Linked DNA regions of Mus musculus: region 2 is linked to region 1. Evidence: chromatin loops called from intact Hi-C (ENCODE). Cell type or tissue: left cerebral cortex. All regions are shown on one strand. Links, peaks and the distances in the headings refer to the core of each region. The heading gives the core; the rest is flanking DNA.

Region 1 (4,948 bases), core at 564-4,563:
AGCTTGCTGTAGGAGCACTGCTTAAAAATGAATCATGTATATTCAGAATGTGCAGTGCTTAGGTGATAGGTAGATGATATCAATTGATAAATGATAGATAGATAGATAGATAGATAGATAGATAGATAGATAGATAGACATAATAGTAATAGATTTATAGATATGATAGATCAATTACTGATAGATGATATATAGATGATAAATAGATGATTGATTGAAATGATTGACACAATCAAGCTAATTAATATATCCATGACCTGACTTGAATTTTGTGATAATAACCTTCAAAATCTATTCTATTTTTATTTTTTCCTTTTATTTATTGAAAATAGATTCTTCTCTTGTCTAATGCATCCCAACCACAATGTTCCTTCCACACCTCTTAGCCTCTCACTGTCCCTCCTCCCACACCTCTTAGCCTCCCACTGTCCCTCCTTCCCAGATCTGCCCCCCTCTGTTTTCTCTTCAGAAAAGAGCAGTTTTCCAAGAGACAACAGCCAGACAGGAAAATCCAAGATACAATAAGACAATGAGGAAGCTTTCATATTAAGGCTGGACAAGGCAACCCAGTAGGAGGAAAGGAGTCTTGACATCAAACAAAAGAACCAAAGATAGAGACATACCCATTCTTAAGAGTCTCACAAAAACACCAACCCAACAGTCATTACATGCAAATGCAATATGATTCACCTGATGTAATTGTCATACTGCTGAATGTTATCCTTTCTAGCTCTTTCTGAACTCTGGCTGGCTGGTTCAACTCAGCTGTTCTGGCTCAAAACTCCCCTCCAAGCTGACTGATTCCAAATGGCTTCTCTCAGCTTCTCACTGAATTGCTCTGATTGGAAAAAAACTGCCTCTGAATTCCAGGAACTGAACTGCACTGGCTACACTGACTACAAGAACTACACTGCATTGCCTAAATCCAGCTGCACTGCACTGCATTGCCTGACCCCAACCCTCCACACCTGACTCACTCTCTCTCCCTTCACCGCTCTTAAATAGCATCTTTTCTGGGCTGTTTGTTCTCATGAAAGATGTGCGCATCCTATGTCTGACTCATTCGGTCAAATCTTTCTCTGATTCAACACAGTGTCAGTCCCCTATTAGAAGTCACTTTCAAACATGGTGGTGTATGCCTGTAATCCATGGAAAGTGAAGACAGGAGAATCAGAAATTTAAAGTCATTCTTAGGAGCTCAAGGCTAGCCTTGGCTACATGAGATCCTATCTCAAAAGAAAAAAAATTATATAAGCAAATAGGACTTTAGCAATAAACACATTTGGAATACTGGATAGCACACAGGAAATAAATCCGTGACTAGAACTGACAAGGTGACAGGTGAAATAAGCTATCTATTACTGTGTTGTATGTAGACTGCCCTGAAGGCTCCGAGGTTCACTGGGCAGAAGCAAATTCTCATTATTTTGAATTTGTATCTTAAAACAAAAATGGAAATGTTTCTATAACACATGCAGGGAAAAAAATTGCAATTATCCCCATAAATTTGTTCCATTTTCATCTGAGTGTATTTCAAAAAGGTAATCACCACAAATTTCTCCAAGAAAAGCAAACATGATCTATTCATTAAGCAAAACACGTGTCAAAAATAATACTTCCCTTTTAACTAGTTTTTCCTATGCTTCCTTTACAAAATTATTATAGAAAGAGATCCTCTCTCTAATCCTAGATTTTAAAAGCTAAAAGAAATTCCATATGGAAAATGCTTAAGCTAAATTTAACAAGATATTTTGCTTTATTAACACTGATTTTTTTTTTCAGTACTAAGGATTGAGCCCATGGCATCGTGCATGCCAGGCAAGTGCATTGCCATTGAGCTGTATCCTCTTTATTAGTCCTGATTGTTTTTATTCCAGACAGAATATTTTATAGGTAGTTTACATAAATAAAACCAGCACGAAAAATACACAATACAAAATCAGATTGAGACTAGTTCTCAGGCAAGGTACTGCTGGTGCCCAACCTGGGAAATAACAGAAGAAAATATTCAGCTCATATTTGATACATCATGATTTTATTTTCTTCAAATTTGTTCCAATTTATGAAAGAGAAGGAAGAAATCAACACCTGACTCCTCTACCCAGAAGTCTCAATAAAAAGGAAATTATCTCACCTCAAAATATATTTTCTTACAATAGACAGTTTATAATCCAAGTAAATAATTTAGTTCCATCTTAGGACCATTTTAGTGAAATATGTGGAAATGATACTACATAACTCACATTCTTTCTTCTGACTTACAATTCTCCCTTGGCTGGAGTTCCTGCTGGACAAGTCAGAGTTCATTCCGGAAGCAGTATTGGGTTCTGTCTGCCCCATGCTTACAACAGTGATGCACTAATAACCTACACACTCAGGTGACAAGGATGCTAGGCCTTGGGAGGCAGTAAGTGGAGTCCCGGTCCTCAAGAGCTTGCAGCCTGGCCAAGGGAAAATGAACCATGCTTCTAAAAAAAAGTCAAAGCAGAGGCTGGTTGTCCCCTGGGGTCCACAGGAAGTCCCTCTTAGCTCTCACACAGATCGGCCCTGCATTCTCTGCTCTTGCTGTGTGCTTTCCCAATCCTCAGACCTTATTTTAGCTTAGATTTTCGGCAGACTTCCGGATAATTTCTGAGGCAAGTTTGCTGCAATGAGTGTAGGTGTAAGCAGAGCTCACAGCCACAAAGAAAACAGTTGTGTTCTGTGAGACCTGGATATAAAAGCAGGGAACGGAACAGCCACAACGGGGCTTCTATCTGACTGCAACACTACTGACATTTGGGGATATGGATACCAGAGAGTTATTTGCTGAAGTAAGAGAGGGGGAGAGCTGCCCTGTGCATTCTAGATTAAGCAGAATCTCTAACCTTTATTCATGAACTGCCCAGAACTGTGACAACCAAAACTAGATCCAGACATTGCCAAATGTCCCCAAATGAAGGAAGGGAGAAACTGAGAAACTATGTCTAAATGAGACTCACCGCACTAGGATAAGGAATTGCACTTCAAAAAAAAATGAGGAATTACATACACATGTTAGTGTGTGTGTGTGTATGTGTGTGTGTGTGTGTGTGTGTGTGTGTGTGTGTGTGTGTGTGTTCATAGAAATTCATATAGATATCATAGACAGGATAAGAACAAAGCAATAAATGGTTTGAAGAAATTTTGGCTGCACAAAGCAGTTGGAACTAATGCTAGCAACTGCATCTCTCCTTGGAATGAGTAGCTATAATAGTGTATGAAAGACTGTGTAGAAGACATCCCATCACATTCCTCATTAAATCAGATCCTGATGCACACAAGGGGTAAGCGGTGACTGACAGTCTCTACAGAGACCAGGATGATGGGCTGGAGACAGAAGCCTGATATTTGAACACCAAAGCTGCTCTTAACTTAAGGAGTCTCCTCATTCCCCTGCTTCACACAGGATTCTCCTTCCTTTATTGATTGTAGGACTACAGCCTGCCTGCATCCGTGAAACTTGCCAAGAAACTGACACTTCTCAGTTTTGTTTGCAGAGCCAGCATCGCACTGGCAACATGCAGGAAAACAAGCAGCTGAGCGTGTGTTATCAGCCTCTCAGTTGAATCAGGCAGAAACTGAGAAAAACATATGCAAGCATTTTTGAAAGAAAGAAAAGCAATAGCCACCCTGGTCTCATACACTTCTATAAATATTAAGCTCAGCTATCAGGATATTGGAAACATTTCTGGCTACAAGTAACTAAAAACTAAATACTTCAAATTAACTGTGTTTAAACGGAACATTTTCTCACATTAAAAGCAGCTAAGCTGGGACTGAAAAGATGCTCTTGCACAGGACCAAAGTTCGGTTCCCAGCATTCACATAGTGGCTCTAAGTCGTCTTTAACTCCATATAGATAGAGGTAAGTCACTTCCAGAGAATCTGACACTGTCTGGCCTCCAGCAGAGCCAACCATGTGCACAGTGCACTTAGACACAGGCAGGAAAACACTCAGAAACCTAAAATAAAAACAAATAAATCTTCTTAAAGCTACTCAGTTGCCAATCATCCAGGAGTGACTTGCCAGTGGTGTCATCAGAGATCCATGAACGATGATGTCTTCGTCATTCCTTCTGCTACCGTTAGTCTATGGACTTTTGTCCTCATCATTATTGCTTCGGGGTCCACTGAAGACTGTCAAGTCACCAGCATCATCTCTGCATCCCAGGAGGAATGAAAGGAGGAAGGGAATAAATGGAAACAGCCCACCTCCACTTACGCCTCGCTGGCTAAAAGTGGGTCACACAGCCCCCTTTGCTATAAAGAGTCTTGTACAAAAGATTGCAGCTTTTTATCCAAGGAGCTAAAGAGGTCTGCAACCCTGTAGGTGCAACAACATTATGAACTAACCACTACCCCGGAGCTCTTGACTCTAGCTGCATATGTATCAAAAGATGGCCTAGTCGACCATCACTGGAAAGAGAGGCCCATTGGACATGCAAACTTTATATGCCCCAGTACAGTAATATAAGGTCTCCATGGTTAGCAAATGGAGATCAGCTCACCCCACCTACAAGACCTACTGAAAGGAGGTTTTATATGTTTTCAGAAATTCCTCTCTACTGTTTTTAATTTCAATCACTGGAGAAACTTTTACTAATAAGGTCAAATTCTCTGAAAATGGTGATTAATTGCCCAAGATCTTCTCACCTCTGCCCCCAGCAGCTCCGTGTACTAACAGACGATACCGAGCCTCCTGTTGTCTGTTTAATTGACATTACTCCAGTTTTAATTGCTTCTCTGGCAGTCTTCCACGTAGCGTTATATTTCTCAGAGGGACCCATATAGAGAATCAAATCTTACCATGTGGCCAGCCCAAAGTTCTGAGCATGTGTGACATCTGTCCTTACTGGTCCTGTCGAGTCAGAATCTAGACCTTGACTTTCCCAGAGTTCCCACCTCGCTCTCTTCACCCAACTCAATT
Region 2 (4,948 bases), core at 476-4,475, 43 kb after region 1:
AAAAGGGGAAGGATACTTCATACTCATCAAAGACAAATCCACCAAGATAAAAAAATCTCAATTCTGAACATCTATGCCCAAAATGCAAGGGTGTTCACATTCATAAAAGAAAGATTACTAAATCTTTACCCACACATTAATAGTGGAAGATTTCAACCCCACTCTTACCAATGAACATGTCATCCAGACAGAAATTAAACAGCGAAATAATGGAATTAGCAGACATTATGACTGAAATGGTTCTAGCAGATATCTACAGAACATTTCACCAAAACCACAAAAGAATATACCATCTTCTCAGTTCCTCACAGAACATTCTCCATAATTGGCCATATACTAAGTCACTAATCATATCTCAACAGATTCAAGATAATTGAAATAATCCCCTATATCTTATCAGACAAGCATGGGTTAAAGCTGGACTTTAACAACAGAAAGTCTACAAACTCGTGAAAAACCAAACAACTCTGTACTGAACAACCACTGGGTCAGGGAAGAAATAAAGGAACAAATTAAAGGCATCCTAGAACTCAATGAGAGTGAATGCACAGCATATAGCCAAACTCGTAGGACACAATGAATGCAGTGCTAAGAAGAAAGTTCATAGCACTAAGTGCCTTCATAAAGAAATTAGTGAGATCGGTACTGGTGAGTTAACGTCATACCTGAAAGCTCTAGAACAAAAAGAAGTAAACACCCCCAAGAGGAATAGACTGCAAGAAATTATCAAACTCAGGGCTGAAGTCAATAAAATGGAAACAAAGAGAAAAGTACAAAGAATCATTTAAAGAAAGAGCTGATTCCTTGAGAAAAACAATAACATAGACAAACCCTTAGCCAGACTAACTAAAAGGCAGAGAGAGAATATCTAGAGTAGCAAAATCAGAAGCAGAAACGGGGGCATAACAACCAGCACCAAGGAAATCCAAAGAATCATTAACTCTTACTTCACAAAATTGGGAAATCTAAAAGAAATGGACAATGATCTGGAAAGATACCACCTAACAAAGTTAAATAAAGGTCAGATAAGCCATTCAAATAAACCTATAACCTATAAGAAAAATAGAAGCAGTCATTAAAAGACCCTCCCCCCGAAATGAGCCCAGGACCAGATGGTCTTAGCACAGAATTATAGCAGACTTTCATAGAAGAGCTAATACCAATACTTCTTAAAGTACTCTACAAAGTAGAAACAGAAGGACCATGGCTAAATTCATTTTATGAGGCCACACTCATTCTGATACCCAAACCACACAAAGACTTGGCACCAACTTCCCTCATAAACACTGATGTAAAATTATTCAATGAAATAGTCACAAACCAAATCCAAGAACACACACACAAAAGAAATCATCCGCCAAGTAGGCTTCATCCAAGAGAAGCAAGAATGGTTCAACATATGAATATCTGCCAAAAAGAAATAGAAATGGCTAATAAGCACTTAACAGTAAATCAATCAGAGCTATTAGGAAACGCAGCTTCGGACAAAGATTGAATTTCACTGTTTAAGTGTTTTTCTCACTACAGTCAGAATGGCTGCCATCAAGAGTACTAACAATGAATCCTGCCTAGGTGTGTGGAAATGGAAGCCTCTATATACTGCTAGTTGCAATGGAAAGTAGTGGAGCATCTTTGGAAGTCAGTCTGAAGGTTTCTTTAAAAATGGAGGCAGTCTAGATGCCAACAACAGATGAAAGAATATTCTAGATGAAGTAAACTTTTAAATGAAAGAGTAATAAAGATGTTTTACATATACAATAGAATACATCTGGGTGTGGTTTGAATAAAAATGGCCCCCATAGGCCCACAGGGTGTGGCACAATCTAGAGATGTGTCTTGTTGAAGAAGGTGTGCTCTTGTTGGAGGAAGTGTGTCACTGAGGGCATGGCTTTGAGGTCTCAGAAGCATAAACTGAGCCTAGTGCCTCAGTGTCTCTTCCTGTTGCTTGTGAATCAAGATAAAGAACTCTCAGCTCCTTATCCAGCTCCACATCTGCCTGGATGTCTCCATGTTTCCCACCATGATAATGAACTAAACCTCTGAAACTGTAAGCCAGGCCCAAGTAATTTTTTTTTCTTTGTAAGAGTTGCTATGCTACACTATAGCCAGAGGCCTCAAAACAGACCAATGACTCATTACAAAGCACATTTGCAAGTAAAAATGTATGGACAGAAGGGCATACTGTGTGGCACGCTATGACAAACTACAGCTTCCACAAGATGTTTTTTATTCTATATTATTTTACTGGGGAGGGAGGTTGCAAGGGCGGAGTGTGGATATAAAAGGACAGGGAGATGAGTAGGATTGGGTTGCATGATGAAAATTCACAAAGAATCAATAAAAAGATTGTTTTTAAAGAAGAATTACTATGGTCATGATATCTTTTCACAGCAATAAAACCCTAACTAAGACAACTCAGCTGTAAAGAAAAAATGAAATTTTCAGGGAAATGGATAGAAAAATTACTGTGGGTGAGGTATCCCAGGCCTAACAGGACACATGCTACATCTTCTTTCTCATATGAGCACCCTACCGTCAATTCCTTAATAGGGTCTGTCTAACTTGGAGTACCAGTACAATCCAGAAAACAGGGAGAGAGATGGGGATCCTTAAGGGAAGGAGAAGAAAGTAAAAGGGGGATCATTGGGGTGGGAAGGTTTAGTCAGAGAGCAAGGCAGAGGGATTGGGGATAAGAGGATTTGGGATAGGGGGCGATTAAATGGGATTAAGGGAGTACAATTAAGCTATTTGGAAAACAAGATACACCTACTTGTGCAGTGTCGCTTGACTATGATGATGGTAGCCAGCTGCCCTCCAAATGGAATAAGACCCATTCCAGGGGTGTGGATTCGGAGCAATTCCTAGGGCTAACAATCCAAGTTTAGGGAGGTAGTAGGCCCACTCATGGGGCATATCTCTGATGATAAACTAAATTTGAATAACAGCACATTCCCTTCTAAATCCCTATGTTATGCCAATAGACATAAGCAACTCCTAGCTTTAACCAGAGAAACCTCTGCTTTACGGTGAAAAGTGGTGAATGCAGAGGCTTGTTACTTTCTAAGAGGAGAAAATAAAGGACTGTTGTGGACCCAGGCCTAAACACATAATTCAATGTACAATCATGATATTGGAGTTCATACGTAAATTTTGGGAAATTGCTAAAACTTCTGATAATAACGAGTCATTAGAAAAGAAATAAATTGGACCTTGGAGACTACTTAATCCAAGAGAAGGCAGAGAAAAGAAAAAAGTGACCTAAATAGAGAACAGGGGGGCACTGTACTGAGTATCACCTCATCTATGAATGGTGATCAATGGTATTGTATCCACTAGAAGAAAATCTGCATTTTGTCGTTTCGACCAGCAATTCCATCAAGACACTAAGATAACAAGCGTAGTAAAGAGAGGAAATGCCAAGCTGGAAAGGAAAGGTCGGGTCATTGGCTATGCCTAACGTGGCCACTTTCCATTTACATCTGCCACAGAACATGAAGTCTCAAAAGATCAACCTGCCTCCTAGAGTCCTATGACATCATTCCAACTACAAGTCATGTGTCAACTCTGCTGGGGGTGAACATGATTTTTCTCGTGTAGAAACAGCAGTACATGGTAGAATATAGGAAGAAACACAGTTTTCAAGCAAATGTCGAGCTTGTAGCAGCAGTGACAAGACTTCCTTTTTTGGAGCTAGTTCACATCCTCTCACTGTCAGGGACACCCACGGCTGGTGTCTGGTCCTCTCGTCTCTCCTGCTTCTTCATCTCCATGAGGTCGTCTGTAAGCAAACCCATCATTCTGTCTTTGTTCCTGTACTTCCCCACTTTTCTCCCCTCAGAAAGAAATTTGAACTGAAGTGAGACAACGTCTCTGAGATAATTATCTTTTAAAAGGAACATAATGCATTTTTTATGGATCTACCAACTGACTCATGCTCTATTCCCCAACCTGCTCTTGCAGTGACTCACCTGCCTCAATATCTTACAGAGAGGCAAACCTTGTTCTTTAGCTTCCCTCTGACAGCCATAACTTACAGTAATAAAGGTTAATGCATTGGGTGGAAGGGAAGTAAATTTAAGGTAGTAAGGAGAATGAGCCTTTATCATTTATGGCAGATCTTAAGCTCTGTGGAGGCAGTGGCTAAAGAGAAGCTTCAGAAATAAAGAAACACAAATAAAATTCCCAGGATAAGATCTTTGTTGTGAGGACACTGGAATGAGCCCAGAATAGCCTCGTGGGCCTTGTTCAAGAGCCTTATAGATAGATGCAGGAGGATTGTGAGGACAGTGTTAGAGTGCCTGTCTATGAACCGTGCTGCCCTCGGGTATGCACACCATTACAAAAAGCTTGAGAGAGTAGCATCATGGACTATGTAGATTACTTTCCTGTCCTTTGATAAAGCACAATGACCAAGGCAAAGCCAAAGAAGAAAGGTTTATGTGGTCTTACAGGTACAGACATGAAAATCCATCAAAGTAGGGAAATCTGACAGCAGAAGCAAGATACTGAGACCTCATAACCACTAATGCAAAAATGAAGCAGAGCAAACTAAAAGTAGTGTGGAGTTTTTACATTCTCAAAGACCACCTCCAGTGACATACTTCCTCCAACAAGGCCACACCACCTTAAACCTCCACAAACAGCACCTTTAACCTTGAACCAGGTCCTAGCATTTAAATCTATAGGAGACATTTTCATTCAAATGAATAAATTTCATTCATTTAAAGTTTAAATAACTTTAATATCTGCTGAAGTCTTATTTATACATTACAAAGACGTTAAGCCAGCTGCAGGGAAGACAAGCCAAGTGAAAGACTACTAAAAAAGTTTTTAAGATGAATAAAAGAGTCCTCCGCTGAACACACATAGTCTCTTCTCTTCATATATACAGGAATTTTGAGGCATGTGTTTTAGAGAAAGAGACAAATGAGGCAAAATTTCCTTTTGA

The links. A loop is a pair of places that touch in the nucleus more often than their neighbours do. Peaks named below come from ENCODE experiments on the same cell type or tissue, not always from the same donor. Only the 100,000 strongest peaks of a DNase experiment are listed, where the experiment ranks them.
Region 2: it touches region 1 in a loop (1.8-fold over the local background); 2 of 42 quality-filtered maps call a loop at or near these places.

The regions. Positions count from the first base shown.
Region 1 is chr19:52,765,682-52,770,629 of GRCm38, forward strand. No RefSeq gene overlaps it. Among named protein-coding and RNA genes, the nearest start is that of AA387883, 160 kb to the right of the region's middle. In left cerebral cortex, for the core only: no CTCF peak of the experiment used is centred there; DNase peaks (open chromatin) are centred at 2,653, 3,383 and 4,227; H3K27ac peaks cover 1,180 bases.
Region 2 is chr19:52,808,534-52,813,481 of GRCm38, forward strand. No RefSeq gene overlaps it. Among named protein-coding and RNA genes, the nearest start is that of AA387883, 110 kb to the right of the region's middle. In left cerebral cortex, for the core only: no CTCF peak of the experiment used is centred there; DNase peaks (open chromatin) are centred at 2,188, 2,811, 3,701 and 4,212; H3K27ac peaks cover 708 bases.